Linked DNA regions of Homo sapiens: region 2 is linked to region 1. The links are chromatin contacts, found by Hi-C or POLR2A ChIA-PET in ENCODE. All regions are on one chromosome and are shown on one strand. The core of a region is the stretch at or near the end of the contact, and the rest is flanking DNA. Distances in the headings are between cores, read along the strand shown. Region 1 overlaps EPHB2 (EPH receptor B2). Region 2 overlaps EPHB2 (EPH receptor B2).

Region 1 (6,976 bases), core at 3,045-5,544:
AGTCCATACTTTCTGCCTTTGGAAAAGACTGCTGGCTTACCCCAGGCCTGAGAGCAGGAACAGCTACTGAGGACAGGGTTTCTAGCAACCTCTGAACTCCCAGCAGGGAGCCTCCTTCTCCCACTTCCCAGGGGTCTGATTTGAGGGCCCTGGGTAGAGCCTGTCTCAGCTCTACATGATGGGAAAGTCTGCAATTCAAGCTTGACTCATTTGGCTTAACTCATGGGAATTTGCCTTCCTTGAAATCCTCTTCCCACCCTGGGACAGCCTAATGATTCCTATAGGGCACTTGGGACGCCCTTGGCAGTGAGTCGGCCCAGAGAGCAGGACTGAGGGAGAGGGCTGGGAGGTCAGTAGGGTCACTAGACTTAGGGCAGAGCCCCTGCCTGTGCACCCCTCAGGACCGGAGCAGCCTAAGGTATCTTGTACAGTGGATAAGAGTGTGGGCTCTGAGGGACCTGGGTTCAAATCCTGGCTTACACCTACACGCTCTGTGACTTTCGATAGGCTCTTTTCCCTCTCTGAGCCTCAGTTCCCCATTAGTAAAATGAGGATGATAAATAGCACTAAGAGACATGTGGCCCTGTCCCTGGCCCAAAGGTAGTGCTCAATAAAGATGATCGTAGTGGTCATCGTTGTTGCTGTCATAAGCAGAGTCGGGGGGCTGTGGAAGAGAGCTCATCGTACACACGGGGGTCTACAGGAGGCTGCTCAGGAGACCTCCCTTTCCTCTTTGGCAAGACTGTACCTGAAAGGGGATTGGGCGAGGAGTGATAAGGCTGGTATGGGGGAACGTTTGGGGACAAGGCGGCCCCTCTTGCCTGGTTGGTGTGGGGAATGAGGCCTGGTGCTGGGCCCAGAGACGTAAAAGCCTCTCCCCTTCAACTTTCCTCCCAAATAATTCTGGAGGCTGGACAAAGAGTTCCATGGGGCCCCCCTTCCCAATGCATGAGCCGAGGCTCTGTTTAGCAGCCCCCACCCCACAGACCCGCCTCAGTCACTGTGTTGGCCAAAGCATGGTTCCCTGGGGGTGGGAAGGAGCCTGGGAGCCTCGGTGGGGCCTGCAGGCCGCGGTCTGGTTCCCAGAGGCCCTGGAGGGGGCCCCTTCACAGCTTCAGCACGAGGCCCTTTGAGGGTGGGGGCAGCCTCCGCAGCGCGGCATGTTTGCGCCGCTGACACTCTGGCAGGGTCACTGTGGATAAAGGCGCTGCCCAGACCCCGGGCCCAGCCTGCAATGGGGCTTTCTTGTCAGAGAGGAGCCTTTTTTTCCCAGCGCACTGTGGGGCGGCCGCAGGGGGTCACCCTGCCTAGGAGGATAATGGAGCTTTGGGCCAATGGAGACACAGGACTCAGCCGGCCCCCTCCCTGTCAGACCTGGGGAGGAGGGGAGACTGGGGGAGACCGATTGGCTCGGATCAGCCGCCACCTTGGCCATGGCTCTCTGGGTGGAGTCAGAAGGGAAGACACAGTGGAGAACCTGGGACTCCCCCAGGCCTCCAGGTGTCTGCGAATCCAGCCATCGGCGTGACGAGGAATCTTGGGCAAGTCATCCAGTGCTTCCGTTTCTAATCTGGCTGCCTTGTGGTTCTCAGGAGAGACCACCAGGGCCAGAGCTAGCACGGCCCTTTTTAGCTGTGCCTCCCTCTCACCCTGGCCATTCAGCTACTGCCTGCCTTTCTGTTCCTACAGCTACCACCTGACCTCAAGTCTACCCCCTGCCCCACCTGGACCATCTCAGTGACTTCTGAACCCCACAAAGCATCACCACTGAGTCTTCTAAACTGCAGCTGAGACCACATTACCCTCCTGCTCAGACCTTGGGCTCCTTATCTAAAAAAATCAAGGTCAAACAGCTGCTCGTTGACCTGGCCCCTGAGGCCTTCTCTGCCTGTCCTTGTCATCCCACAAACTCTAGGTGGATGTCATTCTCATCCATAAACTATAGGTTTCATACATACATGTTATAAACTCCCATGCCCCCAGATCTTTGTTCAGGCCCCAGCTGCTGCCTAGAATGAATGCCCTTCTTGCTTCTGCCTAGTGAACTCCTACTCATCCTTCAAGGCCCAACTCAAATGTCCCCTCCTTGGTATATCCTTCTTTGTACTTACCCTCAGCTCTTGATTAACAATTCTTATAACACCAAGGTATGGCTAATTTTGTCTACATCACCCTCCCCCATTAAACTGGAGTGTAGAGACTTTCTTGTCTTATTCATCGTTGGGCCTCCAGTGCCTAGCACAGAGTCTGTTACCAACAGGCTCTTGGGTTGATGTTTTATGAATGAGAGAATGAATGAATACATTGTCTGCCCATGAAAATAACTTCCCCCTCTATCCTAGAGGCTTTTACAACTCAGCATGACACTCCCACAAGACCTTGGAAGTAGGAGGAAATTATCATGATGCACAGGCTGTTCAGATGCCTCTGAAACTAGGTAGAACCTGGAATGAGACTGGATCTGGGTCTCAGGCCAGAACAAGGCAGCTCTTACATCAACCTAGCCTCGCAGAGGTCTTGGAGTTCATGCTCTACCTTGAGGCAAGACCTGGTCAAACCATTTAAAGATAAAAAAAATACTAACTTATCGCAGAGTTGAGAATTCTCCACTTAGGGGCTGGATGGATTCTTAGAGGCTACCTGGCCCAACCCCCTCTTTGGGGATGATTTATACAGAAGCACAGATGGCTTTGTTCACTTGGGATCCTTGTCTTAGTTTCTCTTCCTCTTTTTCCTTTGTCATTTTCTTGTTCCTTTGTATTCCTGGCTCTGTGCTTATCTGTGTTGATGGTCTTTCCAAAGCCAGGAGTGCCCAAATGTTCTAGCTCCCCAAACCCTCAAGCATGTAGTGATGATAGTCATGAGAATAACAGTTTCTATCTCCAAGCATGGCTGGGTGTCAGGTCCTATGCCAAGCTCTGCTGGTACTGTACCCATAGGAGCTTCCTAATGACCCCCTGTGGTAGGTACTGTCATTAAACCCCACATTGCAGATGAGAAAACCAAGGTTCACAGAAGCAAAGTAATTTCCCAGAAGTCATCCAGGTAGTAAATGGCAGAGCCAGGATTCAGATCTACAGATAACTTCCGTGTGCTTTCCTGTTCTAGGGCCATACTGCAATTCAATCATTCATTATCGAGCCATTCATTCAGTAGCCACTTTTGGAGCCCATGTGCTGTTATTAGTCATTGTAGCCATTTACTCATTCCTTGCATTCAACAATTGTTTACTGAGGACCAACTATGTGCCTGGGCTCTGCTGCAGAAACTTCTAGGGGAGGTGAGACCTTGAGGTTGGCATTGGCAGAGAGGAGGAAGAGAGGCATTCTCAAGCCATGATGCGGGAACCTCTAGACCAAGGTGCCCCCACAGTCCTTGAACGGTTTGGACCTGCAGCCCTGGGTCCTGTAGTCTAGCAGGTTGGGGAGGATACCAGCAGTGAGCTAGTATGCTCACTCCCAAGTCTCACCTGGCACAGTGAAGCATGCTCAGGGTTGCTTTTGTAAATCTAATATTTTATTTTATTTTTAAAAATTATGTTGTGTACTTTTTTTTAGCAACAGGGTCTTGCTTTATCACCCAGGCTGGAATACAGTGGCACAATCATAGCTCACTGCAGCCTCGAACTCCTGGGCTTAAGCAATCCTCCTATCTTGGCCTCTCCAAGTATATGGGATTACAGGCATTTGCCACCATGTCCAACTAATTCTTTTTGTTTTTTTTCTTTTTTTTGAGACAGAGTCTCACTCTGTCACCCAGGCTGGAGTGCAGTGGCATGATCTCGGCTCACTGCAACCTCCGCCTCCCAGGTTCAAGCGATTCTCGTGCCTTAGACCCCCAAGTAATAGGGACCGCAGGCGCATGCCAGCACGCCTGGCTAGTTTTTGTATTTTTAGTAGAGATGGGGGTTCACCTTGTTGGCCAGGCTGGTCTCAAATTCCTGACCTCAAGTGATCCACCTGCCTTGGCCTCCCAAAGTGCTGGGATTACAGACCTGAGCCACTGTGCCTGGCCTGTTTAGGGTTTTGGCTTCTAGACTTAGCTCTGCCACCTTTTCCATTTCACCACATCACCCCATCTCTGAGCACATTTCTGAAGTGAACTACCCAGACCTAGCTCACCTGGACAGTCCACAGCCTCAAGGAATTCATCTGTGTAAAGGGTCTGTCATGGATGATCAGACCCATCCCAGTCTGAGCATTTCTGGGGTCCCAGGCAGGTGACCCTTGGGGAGTCAGGGTGAGGAGAAGCTGGTCTGAGCCTGCGCAGCAGCCCAGAAGCTGGGAGTAGAAGGAAGCTGCCCTCCCCCACATGCCCGGCCTGGCCTGGAATCGTTCTCGGATTTGATGAGTGATTCATAACCTGACGCTGCGGAAAGTTGTGCCGGGCTGCAGAAGGGCTGCCCGGGGTTTGCGGTTTTGAACACAGAGAAGAATTCCCTCGTCGGCTCAGACTAGGATAACTTACTTGTTGAGAGAGACATTTTCACAAAATAAATCCTTAGAGAAACCAGGCGCTGAGGCAGGGAGGCCTGGTGAGGGATTATCCAAATAAACCGGTTTTGAAGCTTCGGGTCCAAACGATTTGCCTGAGCCCTTCGTTGCTTCCTTGTACTCAACCTGAGGTCCCTGGTGATCCTGAGATCTTTTTCAGTGGCACCAATGCAGCCAGGCCCTCTCCACCTGGGTGATGTCCCCATCACGTGGCATCACTGAAACCCTCTTCAACTGCGGTCACTGGGATATATTGTTCTTTTGGGGAGTGTGTCATGATCAGTCTAATCTACTGTTTTTTTCTAAATAAGGTTTCTATTCACATTTTGGGTGGGACAATTCTTCCTTTTGTGGGACTGTCCTACCCAATCAGGGTGTTTTCCACCCCTGGCTCCAGCCCATGAAATGCCAGTGGTACCCAGTATGGTCATTGTGCCCTCACAATCCTTAAAAGGTGAGACCCGTGGCCCTGGGGTCCTGCGGTCTGGCGGGCTTGGGATGGTACCTCTGTGGCATCAGCATTGAGTAAGCATGCCCTCAAGCCTTGATCATCACTGCGACAACCACAGCTGCATTTCTGAGTGCCATCTGGGGGACACCATGCCAGGCAAGACCCACTGGTCTCACCAGGGCCTCGTGTCCCACCACCCTGAGTGTCTTGCCATTCCTGGAACTCACCTGACCCTTTCAAACCTCCCTGCCTTTACTCCCACTCTTCCCTCTGCCTGGCGGCCCTTCCCCGCCCGTCTCATCCCTCCCAGAGCCCCACCCTTCTTCAGCCCCAGACCCCTCACCATCATACCGGCCCCTCCCTGCTTCCTGATGTGGGTGGCCTTGTACTCATTTCTTCAGCTTTCGGAGTGTCATTTTCCTCATCAGTAAAATAGGGAGCAGAACAGAACCTTCCTCCCCTGGCTGGGGGGCGGTCCGTGTGAAGTTCTTGGTGTCCAGTGGTGAGCATGAGCCGTCCCTGCGATGCCAAGCCTCTCCTTGCTGACGGCGGGGATTGACGATCCAGCTTATGTGCCCTGCTCCCCTCTGCCTGCCCCTTCTCCCTGTCCCCAGGTCTCCCCTGTGGTGGGGGATGCAGGTCCCGTTTTCCTATGGGGCACTGGCTTTGGAGACCACCCCTGCCCCGACCCCTGTTCTCTGATTCTATCTAAGTGCTTAATCTCTCCCCCCGACCCCTATCCTCTGATTCTATCTAAGTGCCTAATCTTTCCCAGCGGCAGCCCTGGGAGACATCTCCTCTCTCGCTATGGGGCTGCTGGGATCTGTCTTCCCAACCTGACACTTCACAAGTCTGTCCCCTCTACTTTATCCTCCCCCTAAGTAAAACTCCTTAAAACCGCGTTCCTGGAGCCGTCTGTTTTCCCTCCCCTGACGACACCTGGCTGCCTTCCTCCAGCCTGCGCCCCCTAGTCTCCCTCTTATCTAAATCCCAAGCCCTCCTGTCTCTCTTTGGGAGATAAGGGTTCCCTGCAGATTACCTTAGTTACATCCTAGGTGCTCACTGCCTGATGCATAGAATAACTCTGGCACATAGTAGGCACTTAAATATGTGTCGAGTGAGTGAAAGGACCCTGTAGCCCATCTATTCCTCCTGTTCGGAGGTTTGGAATGAGGTCTAAAAGCTCAGGGAAGGCGGGTTATATTTGCCTTGACAGCCTGGTTTTCTTCCCAGCAAAAAAAAACAAAAAAACAAAAAACCTCAGTTTCTCACGTTGGCTCTGGCTCAGTGCAATAACGAAAACAAGGGCAATAATAGTTCACCTGCGTGGAAGCTGCAAATCCCCACACACTGGGCCTGTTGTCTTACATGCCTGTCTCGGGGATGGGCTTTATTTTTCTCCCTGTTTCAGAGATGAGAAGGCCGGAGCTCAGTGTGGTTAAGACACCTGCCCCCAATGGGGAAGTGGTAGAGTCGGGACTTGAACTAGTTCTGTGTCTCCAGTGCCCATGTACTTCATTGGTACCCCACACCTCTTCTGCACCATTTTATTTTACTCATGAACTCACCCTGCTACAGATGGGAAATCTGAGGCTCGGAAAGAACAGCTTGCCCGAGGTCCCCTGGGTGAGTGGGTGGGTGGGCAGGGTCCAAGCCAGCATCCGACCCAGGCCCCTGCTCATAGGGTCCATCCACATCATCCTCCTGGCCCATATGAGCCCAGAGGCTGTGTTGGTCTGCAAAGCTCCAGGCTCGTGGTATGGACAAGCCATAGGGTCCCTGACATGAGGACCGCCCTGGCTGATGTAGAAGGATGCCCAGAGTGAGACAGGTTGGAGATAGAGAGCCCTGTCTTCTGCATTCAGGGTGGGCTGGGAACAGTTAGGAATAATGGAGGAAAGTTGGTAGAAAGGGTGGGGGCAGGGGCAAAGCTGAGAGCCGGAGCTCTGTCCAGGTTCCCAGCTCCTGGACCTCACTCAGATCAAAAGGAAAATGGGGTGAATCGACTAACTGACATTCCAGCCAGACTTCC
Region 2 (7,485 bases), core at 100-2,599, 39 kb after region 1:
TCAGATGGACTGGGACGGGCTCCATGGAGGCTGTAGCCACGGAGCAAGAGACTGATGCTTGTCAGATGTTGGCAGGCATATCTGGGAGGTGGGGGAGGCCAGGCAGACTAAGTTGGAGCCTCTTGGGCCTGCCTTTGCTTTCAGGGGCACCTAGTAAGCCCAAAGGAGGAAGCAGTATGTGCAGGCACTGGGTGGGCCAAAAAGCACTGCACACCATCTAAAAACAGCAGCTATTACTAAGTGAGGATCTACTTTGTGCTGGGCTCCAAGCTGCTATACTTCCAGACTCGGAAGGTATTTTGGCCATTTTCCAGGTGAGGAAACTGAGGCTTAACAAGAGGTAGAACAAATAAAGGTCCGTTTGTTTGTTTGTTTGTTTTGTTTTGTTTTGTCTTCTTAGACATAGTCTTGCTCTGTCGCCCAGGCTGGCGTGCAATGGTGCAATCTCAGCTCACTGCAACCTCTGCCTCCTGGGTTCAAGCAATTTTCATGCCTCAGCCTCCAGGGTAGCTGGGATTACAGGTGTGCATCACCATGCCTGACTAATTTTTGTATTTTTAGTAGAGACGGGGTTTGACCATGTTGGCCAGGCTTGTCTCGAACTCCTGACCTCAAGTGATCTCCCCCCCTCAAAAGGTCCATTTGTAATAGTCTGTGTTTATTTTCCTTCCTTTTATGGCAAGTGATATTGGTTACCAAGCAAGGAAGGGACAGAACTGGTGTTAGAATCCAGATCTCTGTTACCTCCAGAGCCCAGGTCTGTCTGCTCTGCTCATCTGCTCATTTGCCTTTTGTGCAGAGGTAGAGGGAGGGGTTAAAATTGAAAAGCAAAAGACCAGGTTGGGGAGAGAGCATGCTTGTGCTGCCTCCTGCCACAACCCAGAGGGGTGACAGGTTTCCCAGAGCCAGGCCTCCAGGCAAAGCCAGGAGTGGCACAGGAGAAGGGAGCAGAGGAGATGCCGGCCCTCTACCTCCTCCCAAGGGGATCTGCAAACTTCATGTCCTTTGCGTTCCCTTTGTGTCTGCAAACCAGCCAGCCCATTTACTTCCAGTCCTTCTGAGATCCTCCCACTGCTTTGGGCCACTGCTTTGGGCCAGGAGAGGTAGAAGACACAGGGGGACAGTGGGGCCCCCCACCCTAAGCTTCTTGGGAGCCCAGAGTATGAGCACCAACTTTTAGTGTGTGACTTTGGCAAGCCATTTGCCCTCCTTGAGCCCAAGTTTCCACCCGTACGATGAGGATGTCAGTTCCTGGCCCCTCCTTCTCTGGGCCATGGAATCCTCTAGTGTTTGGCCTCTGGGTCAGCCCAGGAATCTAGCCAAGGGATGGGGCCACCTGCTTGGCAGCCTTGCCTCCCCTGCCCGACCCTCTTCTTGTCCCAAGCACAGTCTCTCCTCTGCCTTGTTCGACACAGCTCCCAGCAGCTGTTCCCTGGGCCCAGGCAGAGAGCCCGGCTTGGCGCGTCTCTGGCTGAGGCCGATGAGAGAAAACAGGTTAAAAGTTCAGCCCTTGTTCTCTCCAGGAAGAAAAATCTGTAGCATTCGGAGTGTGAAAAGGAACCCTTTTTTCAGCTCCAAAGCTGCATAATAGAACTTCCCTCCAATTTGCCATCAAAAAGATGCCCTTGGCACTGGCTCTACCATCCCTGGCACCCTTACCCCACACCCCCTCCCTGTGCCAGCCCCCAGTGCAAAGGGACACAGTGACCACAGGCAGTCATGGGGATGCCAGTGCACAGGGACACAAGCCACAGGCAGTTGTGGGGACACTTCTGCATCCTCTCTTGTCAGCTCATGGGTCTGACTGGGGTCACCTCTGACCAAATGCTTCCTCCTGTCCCCACCCTTTATCCCCTCCACCCCTGCCATAGTTCAAACCCTAATTATCTGCCATTTGGACCTTCTCAGCTGCCTAGACACTGGGCACACAGCCCCAGTCTCCTGGTCCTTGTCATTTAGCCCAGACCATCAAACTAATTGTTTCAAGTGACTGAAAGTTTATAGGCTAGGAGGCAAGACACCTGCACTTCCCACTGTGTCACCAACTCCTATGCAATCTTTGGAAGCCCCTTCCCATCCCTGTGCTTCAGTTGCCCTGTCTCCAAAAGGAGGCGGTTGGGCTGGACCAGGGATAGCATCTCAAATGGTTCGTATTTGTTTCCTGGAACACTGTGGCAAGAAGCATCATGTGGCCACAGTATGGGGACTGATGAGTGATGCCTGCCCTGGGCACAGAATTGGAGCATGGCAACAAGCATACCTCTCACCCACTCTCACTGAGCAAGGTGGTGTCACTGTGACCTTCTAGGTCTCTCCCCCTACTCTCTCATAGCTATTTATATTCACACCTCATCTCCACTACCAGACCAGGAACTGCTCCATGGTAGGGTCTTGCTAGCCACGGTTTTCTCTCTCAGGGCACCCAGTGCAGCGCCTGGTACATAATGGGCATCAGGATATTTTGTTGAATGAACGCTTGAAAGGGGTCCATTTAAATTCATTCGGTGTATTGCAATTCCATTCAGAAAGTGTTTGGAAGCCAGAGAGGCAAGGAAAGGGTAGAGGACAGGGGTCCTGAACCTGACCTGGGGAGAATGGGGGTCTCTAGGGCCATGTGGCTCTTCTTCCCCCTAGGCCACATGGCTCCCTGCAGCTGCTGGAATCGGGGGAGGCAAGTGGGGCCCAGGATGGTCCAGGTGCTGACATGTCTCCTGAACCCCCACAGGCCATGTGACAGTTGGCCCCTACTGGGTGCAGTGCTTGCTCTCAACACTTCTCCACTCCTGGGACCCTGTCCTGGGGGCAGAGTTGCCTGAGCCCTGGGGGAGGGGCCCCAGTGATAGGAACATGATGGAAGGCTCCAGGTTTCTAGAGAAAGGGAGAGTGTCCTGACAAGATGTGTGCGCCAGAGGAGCAACGAGGGGAAACTGAGGGGTCTCAGCTGGGACACAAGCACAGCCCCTCTAAGGCCCAAGTTCGTTTTTGAGAGTTTGATGCAAGCTGAAAAGCAAACAGATCCCAGAGTTTGATGTAAAATATCAAGGGTTTAGTGGCAGAGCCTCGGAAACCCATCCAGTAGACTCCAGGTTTAGTGGATGTAAGACCCTCCTCGTCCAGAAAAGGAAGGGAAGGACAGTACCTAGGTTAGTGAGACTAGACTGGCCTAGAGGTAGAGCCTGACCATGATGTAAGGGTGGACTTGGCCTGGAGGGGCGGGGCCTAGAGGAGTGGCATCAGATGATTGGCTAGGCTGTGGGGGTAGGCGGGATAATGGAGTAGAGAGGCGGAGTCTAAACCGAGGGCAGTCTGGAGAGTTAGAGTCAGATGACTGGGGCAATGGAAGTAGGCGGGGCTCTCAGTAAAGAAGGATGAGGGCCCGGCCGTGAGGGTCTGGCCGGGCACGGTGGCTCACGCCTGTACTCCCAGCACTTTGGGAGGGCGAGGCGGGCGGATCACGAGGTCAGGAGATCGAGACCGTCCTGGCTAACACGGTGAAACCCTGTCTCTACTAAAAATACAAAAAATTAGCCGGGCGTGGTTGGAGGCGCCTGTAGTCCCAGCTACTCGGGAGGCTGAGGCAGGAGAATGGCCTGAACGTGGGAGGCGGAGCTTGCAGTGAGCCGAGATCACACCACTGCACTCCAGCCTGGGCGACAGAGCCAGACTCCGTCTAAAAAAAAAAAAAAAAAAGAAGAAGAAGGATGAGGGCCCAACAGAAAGATTGACAGCGCCTGGTAGGTGGGGCGGGGTGGTGACTCTTTGCTCTCCCCACAGAAACGCTAATGGACTCCACTACAGCGACTGCTGAGCTGGGCTGGATGGTGCATCCTCCATCAGGGGTGAGTCAGTGGTCCCCAAACCTTGCATTGGTCCCCAGGATCCCTCAAGCCCTGCTGCAGGGCCCGAATGCCCCCTCATATTCTAACCCCTTTCCCCCTCTTCAGGACCCAGAGCCAGGCCTCTCTCAGCCCCACCCTCCCAATCCCCTACCATTGATGGAGCCATGATCCCCTACCATTGATGGAGCCAGTTACCATGACAACAGGCTGGATGCTTTCAGCCTTTATCCCGTGGAATCCTTAGGGCAAGGCTGAGAAGTAGGTGCTCTCACTACCCCCGTTTTACAGATGAAGAAAGTGAACTGTCGTTTCCTGAGTACCCATTCTATGTCAGATACTGTATTAAGTACCTTTATACACATCATCTCTGATCCCATGGAGAGGAATTATCTCCATTTTACAGATGAGAAAACCGAGGCTCAGAAAGGTGTAGCCACCTGCCCAGGGCCCTATAGATAATAAGTGAAAGGGCTAAGGTTTGTATTCAGGACTATGACTGAGCTCTCTGCCCGCTTTCTGGGTCCCCATAACACAAAGCTCCCCCTCCTTTGGTTCTTATCATCCTAGGGTCTATGCTGTGAGCTCTCCAAGAGCAAAATCTGGCATAAGTTACAGACTGTGGGGTCAAATACTCCTGAAAATGTGTCTTAGCTCTGCCACTCACCAGCTGTGTGATTTGGGGCACTTCCTTAATCTCTCTGAGCTTCAGTTTCTTCATCTATAAAATGGTGATGATGTTTTAGACCTCACAAGACTGTTGCGAGGTTTTCCTGCAAAGTGTCTAACACAATGCCTGGCATAGATTGGGCTCCCAGTCAAGAGTAGCTATAATCATCATCATCATTGTCATTGTCATGAAGTTGAATATTCATCCCTCATCCCCGCCGTCTCTGGACTCTATAACCCAGCCCTTCCCTTCCCCCCACCCCAGTTCCTCCGCTGGGACTCAGCTGCTGCCCCAGGGAACTGCATTCCCCCCACCCCCCAGGCCTGTGCTCTCAATAGGCAGGGCCCCAGGGTCAGGCCGCTTTCTGTGGCTCTTTCTTGTCACCAATTTTCCATCTGCGAAGGCGGCTGGGCCCACAGCCCCACCTTGCCAGTAATGAGGCCAGGCTGGGCTGCAGGGCCCCCGGACGCAATTATTTGGGGTGTTTAGGCTGCAGGGCCTCCGCATGTTAATTAGAGAGAGGGGAGAAAGGCAGAGTGCTCTAATTAAGTGTTCTAATTAAGTTCTGAAGAAGAGCAGCGGTTGTAACAAGGGGCTGACTTTGTCACATGGTGCCACCAAAAAGAAAAAAAAAAATTAATGCAATGTAGGGAGCTTCAGAGTCGCCATTGAAGAAGAGGCTGAGCCAGTCAGCTCCAGACCTGCCCTCCCCATGTGTACTCACCCTTCATCGCACCTGACCCTCCCCAGGCTGCCAGCCCCTGCTCCACACGCACAGACTTGGCCCAGGGAATCTGAGTGGCACAGGATAAAGGACACCCACTTGAGGGTGACACCTCTTCCATCAGCTGCCACCCCCACAGTCACATTTGGCAACTGGAGGCCCAGGAGGGAGAAATGACTTGCCCAAGGCCACTCATCAAGTTAGTAGAGCTGGGACTAGAACCCAGGACTCCTAGGGCACACTTGGTGTCCTTGTGTTTCCAGGCAGCACAGGCAACCACACGAACAGCTCTGGGTCTGTGTGACCTGGGTCAAATGACCTCACTTCTAGTCTCTACTCCCTCATCCTCTGTAAAAGGGGTCTAACCATACAGACCATGTGCGATAATCACACCAAAGAAATGAGATCCTGTTAGGGTGCCCATCCCCAGACATGGATAGGAGAGGGGACTCTGCTGTTGGGGCTCCTTTGGGTCTACCCCAGGTGAAGCCAGCCAACACCAAAGGGGGCACGGGAGAAGGACAGGAGGGGTGGTTTCCCTCAGCAAGCTCTCAGTCCCACTGACACTGGCCCAAGAGGGCTGAGTGTACTGGGCACTCACGCAGGGAGATTGTTCCCGAAGGCCCTCGGGAAAGTTGGTGAATGCAAACAGCAGGCAGCCAGAGAGCCTGCTGCAGAGGAGACCAGAGACGATGCCCCAGGAGGGCACAGAAGTGTGCAAAAGACTCAGCAGTGGGAAGGAGCCTGGTCCGTGAGTGTGAGGAGATAACCCGGGCCCTAGGCCCTTCCTGCCCCAACTTTCCACCACCTGGCCCAGCCCCTTGCAGCGGTGAGGCTTAGCATCTCTCTGCTGGGTTTGTGAGAGCCCAGACTGCCCCAGTGAGGGTACAGGAGTACTCTCCCCAGGCAGGAAGGGTGGGCGGCCTCCCTCCAGGTACCCAAGAGGAAATGTTAGCAGCTGAAAGCCCCAGAGCAGAGCTGTTCTCATGGGGAAGGACCCTGTCTTCCCCATCATCCTAGGCGTTCATTGAGGATGAGGACTGTCTTCCTCCATCAGACCGAGAGTTCCCAAGGGCAAGGGCTGTCTCTCCCTGGTCAGACAGGGAGCTCCCCGAGGGCAGAGGTCCTGTCTCCTCCATCAGACTGGTAGCCCCCACAACCACAAAGCTATGTCTACTTTCATCAGAAGGAGCTCCCTAAGTGGGGAAGGGTTCTCCCTATTTTCCCCTTCCAGGTGGGAACTTCCTGGCCAGGGTCCCTGTCTCCTTTATCAGATTAGTGTACCCCTGACAGTAAGGGCAATGTCTCCCCTGTCAGCTAGCAGAATACCAAGAGCAGGATGTGTGCCTTTCCCACCTGATTGGCATGTCTCCCCCATCAGATTGGGAATTCTCTGATGTCTTCACCATTAGACTGGAGGGTTCCCTAAGGCAGAGTCTGTGTCTTCCACCTTAGACTGAGTGTGTGCTGGGGCTGAGCCCTTACCTCCCCACCTGACGAGCATTTTACCCACAGTGGGAAGAGGTGAGTGGCTACGATGAGAACATGAACACGATCCGCACGTACCAGGTGTGCAACGTGTTTGAGTCAAGCCAGAACAACTGGCTACGGACCAAGTTTATCCGGCGCCGTGGCGCCCACCGCATCCACGTGGAGATGAAGTTTTCGGTGCGTGACTGCAGCAGCATCCCCAGCGTGCCTGGCTCCTGCAAGGAGACCTTCAACCTCTATTACTATGAGGCTGACTTTGACTCGGCCACCAAGACCTTCCCCAACTGGATGGAGAATCCATGGGTGAAGGTGGATACCATTGCAGCCGACGAGAGCTTCTCCCAGGTGGACCTGGGTGGCCGCGTCATGAAAATCAACACCGAGGTGCGGAGCTTCGGACCTGTGTCCCGCAGCGGCTTCTACCTGGCCTTCCAGGACTATGGCGGCTGCATGTCCCTCATCGCCGTGCGTGTCTTCTACCGCAAGTGCCCCCGCATCATCCAGAATGGCGCCATCTTCCAGGAAACCCTGTCGGGGGCTGAGAGCACATCGCTGGTGGCTGCCCGGGGCAGCTGCATCGCCAATGCGGAAGAGGTGGATGTACCCATCAAGCTCTACTGTAACGGGGACGGCGAGTGGCTGGTGCCCATCGGGCGCTGCATGTGCAAAGCAGGCTTCGAGGCCGTTGAGAATGGCACCGTCTGCCGAGGTAAGGGCCAGGGTGGGGCACGTGCCCCTGCAAATGCATAGAACTGGTCTTGGCT

What was found. A loop is a pair of places that touch in the nucleus more often than their neighbours do. ChIA-PET counts read pairs that join two places held with the same protein, here RNA polymerase II (POLR2A). Pooled maps may share reads with other maps.
Region 2: a loop to region 1 is called in a pooled map, with 4 times the contacts of the local background. The contact joins two enhancer-like sites. A Hi-C loop is called at or near these places in 1 of 168 maps with a recorded cell type or tissue (endothelial cell of hepatic sinusoid) and 1 of 50 pooled maps. POLR2A ChIA-PET finds 5 or more read pairs at or near these places in 5 of 52 experiments (A549, K562, OCI-LY7 and 2 more).

The regions. Positions count from the first base shown.
Region 1 is chr1:22,735,502-22,742,477 of GRCh38, forward strand. The region is part of intron 1 of EPHB2 (EPH receptor B2); the gene reads left to right. Among named protein-coding and RNA genes, the nearest start is that of MIR4684, 19 kb to the left of the region's middle. RefSeq lists an enhancer at 1,228-1,789 and a silencer at 4,270-4,440. Within about 2 kb of position 4,295, at least 3 of the 41 ENCODE cell types and tissues checked have a DNase peak (open chromatin) inside an H3K27ac peak, as active enhancers do.
Region 2 is chr1:22,777,647-22,785,131 of GRCh38, forward strand. EPHB2 (EPH receptor B2) reads left to right here. Exons shown (of 16, transcript NM_017449.5): 2 at 3,775-3,839; 3 at 6,746-7,430. Among named protein-coding and RNA genes, the nearest start is that of MIR4684, 62 kb to the left of the region's middle. Within about 2 kb of position 1,350, at least 4 of the 41 ENCODE cell types and tissues checked have a DNase peak (open chromatin) inside an H3K27ac peak, as active enhancers do.